2 separate regions of the Homo sapiens genome follow, and region 1 is linked to region 2. The links are chromatin loops, found by intact Hi-C in ENCODE. Cell type or tissue: heart left ventricle. All regions are shown on one strand. Each heading gives the region's core, and the rest is flanking DNA. Links, peaks and the distances in the headings are about the cores only. Region 1 overlaps PCNT (pericentrin). Region 2 overlaps MCM3AP (minichromosome maintenance complex component 3 associated protein).

What was found. Hi-C counts contacts between places; a loop is a spot of excess contacts. Peaks named below come from ENCODE experiments on the same cell type or tissue, not always from the same donor. Only the 100,000 strongest peaks of a DNase experiment are listed, where the experiment ranks them.
Region 1: a loop joins it to region 2, with 1.8 times the contacts of the local background. A loop is called at or near these places in 2 of 110 quality-filtered maps.

Annotation. Positions count from the first base shown.
Region 1 is chr21:46,410,103-46,412,933 of GRCh38, forward strand. It overlaps PCNT (pericentrin), which reads left to right. Exons shown (of 47, transcript NM_006031.6): 28 at 1,087-1,965; 29 at 2,735-2,831. Among named protein-coding and RNA genes, the nearest start is that of DIP2A, 47 kb to the right of the region's middle. RefSeq lists an enhancer at 1,505-2,080. In heart left ventricle, for the core only: no CTCF peak of the experiment used is centred there; a DNase peak (open chromatin) is centred at 1,339.
Region 2 is chr21:46,273,679-46,276,591 of GRCh38, forward strand. It overlaps MCM3AP (minichromosome maintenance complex component 3 associated protein), which reads right to left. Exons shown (of 28, transcript NM_003906.5): 6 at 1,508-1,647. Among named protein-coding and RNA genes, the nearest start is that of MCM3AP, 10 kb to the right of the region's middle. In heart left ventricle, for the core only: no CTCF peak of the experiment used is centred there; no DNase peak of the experiment used is centred there.

The DNA of each region.
Region 1 (2,831 bases), core at 332-2,831, 140 kb after region 2:
ACAGAGACAACGGCCGGTGCCGCACACAGTAAGGCACGCGACGGGGAGCAGAATGTGCAGCGGGCATTCCTAGCCCGCAGCTGGGAGGCTGCTTTTGCTAAATGCATGGTGTTGTTCATCGGTGGTAAATGCATAGGAAGGTGTTGTTGACAGCGTCCAAACCAAAGCCACAGGTTCATCCGGTTCCTTTGTTTTTTTTCTGTAGGCCAGATTTGCATTTGAGTCCAGAGTAATTGTGAGGTAGTTCCAGAGAAACCTGGAGTTGTTATGAAACCCTCAGTTTTTTGGAAGAACATATTAGTCTATAACAAATAGTTTTAAAATTGTTAGAGCACAAATGGATTAGAATTTTTCTATTTTTTGTCATTACCAGGAATGTTATCTTAAGAGAATAGAGTTTGGAGCTATATTGACATACATCTCAATCCTAATTTTCCACTTACTGTTTTTATGGGTTTAGAAAGATGTTTAATATCTCAGTTTCAATTTTCCTGTCTTTAAAGTGGAAACAATCGTATTTCCTTACATGGCTGAGGATTATGTTTCATGGCACAAGTAAACTCACTTCGATGCCTGGTGTCACCGAGTGGCAGTGGCAGAGACGCCTCATCACCAGCGTCACCACGAGCAGTGTTGGGATGGAAGGGGAGCGTGCCCGGCTCACCGCTTTGTTGGTGCAGATTCTCTGCCTAGGTTTCTTACTTTCCTCCTGGAGTCAGAATGACACCTAAAATCTAATGCACCTTCAGGAAAATCAAACAAATCAAAGTTGTTTAAATATTAACAAAATAACATTTAAAGGGTGGTGAAAGCATCATTCTGTAGATGTCCTTGCATGGAAAATGACTGCATTAGAGCTTCGTCCCACGATCAGACGTGGAGCACAAGGTGTGCACCAGGGCCCAGTGGCAGCCAAGGTGGGTGTGGAGTGCATCCGGCACCAGCAGTTTGCTTCTATGGCTGCTTTGTTTTTCACGCTATGGAGTCTTCACTCCAAGAATGCATTCAGGATGTAACGTGCCCTGAAGTAGGGACATTCGGAAGTGGATACATTTAATTTGCCTCTGAAATGTCCTCTCTCTTCAGGTCATATATACCAGAAGTTCTGAGATTGAAGAGCTGAAAGCCACTATTGAAAATCTGCAAGAGAATCAGAAACGATTACAAAAGGAGAAAGCAGAGGAAATTGAACAACTCCATGAAGTCATTGAGAAGCTGCAGCACGAGCTGTCCCTCATGGGGCCTGTGGTGCACGAAGTCAGCGACAGTCAGGCTGGCAGTCTGCAGAGCGAGCTGCTCTGCTCCCAGGCCGGGGGCCCTCGTGGGCAGGCCCTACAGGGCGAGCTCGAGGCTGCGCTGGAAGCCAAGGAGGCCCTGAGCCGGCTGCTGGCTGACCAGGAGCGCAGGCACAGCCAGGCCCTGGAGGCCCTGCAGCAGCGCCTCCAGGGCGCAGAGGAGGCTGCGGAGCTACAGCTGGCTGAGCTGGAGCGCAATGTAGCCCTCAGGGAGGCTGAGGTCGAAGACATGGCCTCCCGGATCCAGGAGTTCGAAGCGGCCCTGAAAGCAAAGGAAGCGACGATTGCCGAGAGAAATTTAGAAATCGACGCTCTGAACCAGCGGAAGGCGGCCCACTCTGCCGAGCTGGAGGCCGTCCTGTTGGCCTTGGCCCGCATCCGCCGCGCCCTGGAGCAGCAGCCCCTGGCAGCCGGGGCGGCGCCTCCCGAGCTGCAGTGGCTCCGAGCGCAGTGTGCCCGCCTCAGCCGCCAGCTGCAGGTGCTGCACCAGCGGTTCCTGAGGTGCCAGGTGGAGCTGGACAGGCGGCAGGCCCGCAGAGCCACAGCTCACACACGGGTGCCCGGGGCCCACCCACAGCCTCGCATGGATGGTGGCGCCAAGGCCCAGGTCACCGGCGACGTGGAGGCCTCCCATGATGCTGCTTTGGAGCCGGTTGTCCCTGACCCACAGGTGGGCTCCCCCCGCGGGCCATGGCAGGGTATTTTTTTTTACTCTCCTTTTCTCCTTTGATGTCAATGACTTCTCTCTGCGCTGGGCACTGGGGGCTGCAGTTGTCATGGTGGCTCATGACACAGCGGAGAAAGGGGGCCTGAAGCTCGGGCCAGCCTGGGCCTGTTCCGTGTCAGTACGCAGTGAAGCTGGGCTGAGGATTTCACTGTTTTGTACCATTTTAAGCTTATCGTTTTAAGCTTTTAAAAACAATTCTTTCTTTCACATAATAGGGACTGTCCAGTGAAACGGAGCTCACTATGTGAGGAGGGTCCGCTTAAGCTGCTTCTCTGGTTTCTAACCAAATGGTTTGTCTGTCGATGAGCAGTGCCTGTGTGAGATGTGGCGAGCGAGCTCTTCTTTTGGAGCTGGAGGCCCTGTAGGGAGTCGTCTTTTAAGGCTTCCACTTGTATTTGAGCAGAACCTTGGGAACTTGGTGCCTACCACCCCCACACCAGCTGGGTCTTTGTAGAGTGGCTCCCACTCTCAGATGCCCCAGTCCACCTTGCTCTGTGGGGTCGTCCTGGGTCGGGGCAGCTTTCTGCTGGGTCCTCAGCCCCGTTCCCATGTGGCCTGCTGTGGACCAAGGTGCTCGGCTGTGGATGTCACTGCCACCTCCCTCTGGCATCCCTGCTGGCTGCCGTACTGGTTCCCAGCTCCAGGCCACCTGAGGGGCAGCCCCAGCAACAGCCTCCTGCATGCTCAGCTTTCCTCTGTCTCCTCTGTCAAGGGTGATCTGCAGCCTGTCCTGGTGACGTTGAAGGATGCACCTCTCTGCAAGCAAGAAGGCGTGATGTCAGTGCTCACCGTCTGCCAGAGGCAGCTGC
Region 2 (2,913 bases), core at 215-2,714:
CCCACACAAGATCAGTATTTGAGAATATATTTTTTCAACATAAAATTTCTGTTAAAAGGTGACAATCAAAATTCAAAGACAAATAGAGAAATTTGATTTTGGCAAATATGACAAGGAGTTAAGATATGAGTGCGTCATGACAAACAGGAGGAATGTTAAGTGAAGGCACATCTGCTAGCCTCCAAAGCAGAGAGACGGGACAGGGAAGGGCCTCAAGCACTTAAAAGGTCTCAGGCCCGCTCACACACCAGATTAAGTCTACACAGAGCAGAAGTGAAACAGAGACAGGCGGTGAGGACTGCTGAGGACACAGCATCAGGGGCTGGCTGCCCACCTGGGGCCTGGAATTGCATCTCCCACCTCAAAAGGAGGCTGAAGACGTGGCCAAGGGAAGAGGCAGAGATGTACACAGGACAAGGCCCTGGGCATGTGCCTCTCCTGGGGCAGGGGCCCTACAGTGACACGAGTTGCTGGGCTGGGGACCCCGCACCAGGCGAAGGGTGTATAAAGCCACCAGCCAGGAAGAGGAGAAGCCCATAAGCAAAATTCACAAAGTCCAAAAGGATCTATATTGGTGCAGCTTTCTGGGGCAACAATTTGGGAAGATACATGGATAATGTTCAGGAAAGGTCATACCCTCTGATGCAGTAATTTAATTCTTAGGATCTGAAGAAAATAATCTAAATACCAGAGAAGCATTACATACAAGATGCCAAACAATATTACTAATAGAACTAAAAATTTAGAAGCAGCCTATCTACTAATGGTAAAAATGCAGAGTTTTGACAGAGCTACTAATAAAATAATATGCTGTCATTTTTAAATGCTCATAGTTTACCCTAACAAAGGAAAATGTTCATGACATAATTTTAAGTGGAAAAGATACACATAAAATTGTATCTAGAGCATAATCTCGAATGTGTAAAACATAAGCATAGAAACAGACAGGAATAAGATCGTAAAAAGAAAAAAGTTAGCTGGATGTGGTGGCTCACGCCTGTAATCCCAGCACTTTGGGAGGCGGAGGTGGGCAGATGACTTGAGCTTAGGAGTTCGGGACCAGCCTGGGCAACACGGCAAGACCCCATCGCTGCAAAAAATAAAACAGTAACTAGGCGTGGTGGAGCATGCCTGTAATCCCAGCTACTCTGTAAGCTGAGTGAGAGGAGAGGATCACCTGAGCCTGGGAAGTTGAGGCTGTAGTGAGCCATGATTGGACCACTGCACTTCAGCCTAGGTGACAGAGTGAGACCCTGTCTCAAAAAAAAAAAAAAAAAAAAAGAATTTGAAAAACAACTTTATTTAAAATAACTTGCATCTATACCTTATCATGTATAGGTACCAATTACAGAGTGAACATCTCACAATGCAAAACAGCTTAATATGATTGTTAATAGCACAAATACCCAACACTGTCTAAAACAAACACCCAAATCAAGTATGTACAGAAATGACAAAAGCAGCCCCGTCCCCTGCCCACACTCCACGGGGAGATGCAGGGCTCTACCTGGTCAGTCCCTGGGACCACTTCGAACACGCTCAGCTGGCTACGGGTCTCCCGCATGTACCTCTCCTTCTCAGGACACATATCCAGGCAGGTGCCAACAAAAGTCCTCGCTTTGTCCAGATCGGTTCTCTTCACCCGAGCTAAATGACGTCAAGTAAAAGGTAAGAATGTACCACATGGTTAGCACGAACCTACAGAAGTGTATTCTCATAATGATAAAAAGAAATTAAAACTTAAAACACACACACACATTACAAAAGAAAAGAAAAACATTTGTAAAACTCAGAGCCTCAGACAAAGAGGACTTATGGTCTATTATGCCAGGCAGTGGGACATCAAAGCTCCCAAAGACCCGAGTCCACCTCTCTCTAACAGTCACAGACCCTCACTGCAGACTAAGAGAAAGACCCCCGAGTCACCTCTCCAACAGTCACAGACCCTCACTGCAGATAAAAGCAGGGGAGTGTCCTCACTTTCAGCCGGAGTTTTCTAACTCCTGTAATGACCTCAATGACAAAAAATCATGGTGCAGGATGTTTACTAAAAGGATTGACTTGTAACAACTGCAAATATTCAAAATATATCACTATTCTAAAACTGTCTCAGTATTCACCATGACTTTAATATAAGAATCATATAATGGACGTTAACTGGGTTCTTACCTGAATGAGTAAACTGCTATTACACTTAAGTTACAATGTAGCTTGCAAGGAAAAGGAAATGCAACAACTTCACACTCAAAATATATACTTATTGTTTTCATGTTGAAAAATTCTAATACCTGGGCCCGGCCTGGTGGCTCACGCCTGTAATCCCAGCACTTTGGGAGGCCAAGACTGGCAGATCACCTGAGGTCGGGAGTTCGAGACCAGCCTGACCAACATGGAGAAACCCCATCTCTACTAAGAATACAAAAATTAGCCGGGCGTGGTGGCGCATGGCTGTAGTCCCAGCTACTCAGGAGGCTGAGGCAAGACAATCACTTGAACCCGGGAGGCGGACGTTGCAGTGAGCTGACGTTGCGCTCACTCTGTCATGGTACTCCACCATGGGTAACAGAGCAAGACTCCATCTCGAGGAAAAAAAAAAAAAGAAAAATTCTAATACCTAATAATAATTTTTAGAATATAAAAATCACTGTATCAATGATATGATGTTTGATGGCAGCTTTTATTACTATATGTTATTATATTAAGGAAACATGGTGATTATTCAAATTATCCACAGCTTTTAAAAAGAGGAAACTCCTATAGCTGATTTTTTTTTTCTTTTTGAGATGGAGTTTCGCTCTTGCTGCCCAGGCTGGAGTACAATGGCACAATCTCGGCTCACCGCAACCTCAGCCTCCCGGGTTCAAGCCATTCTCCTGCCTCAGCCTCCCAAGTAGCTGGGATTACAGGCATGTG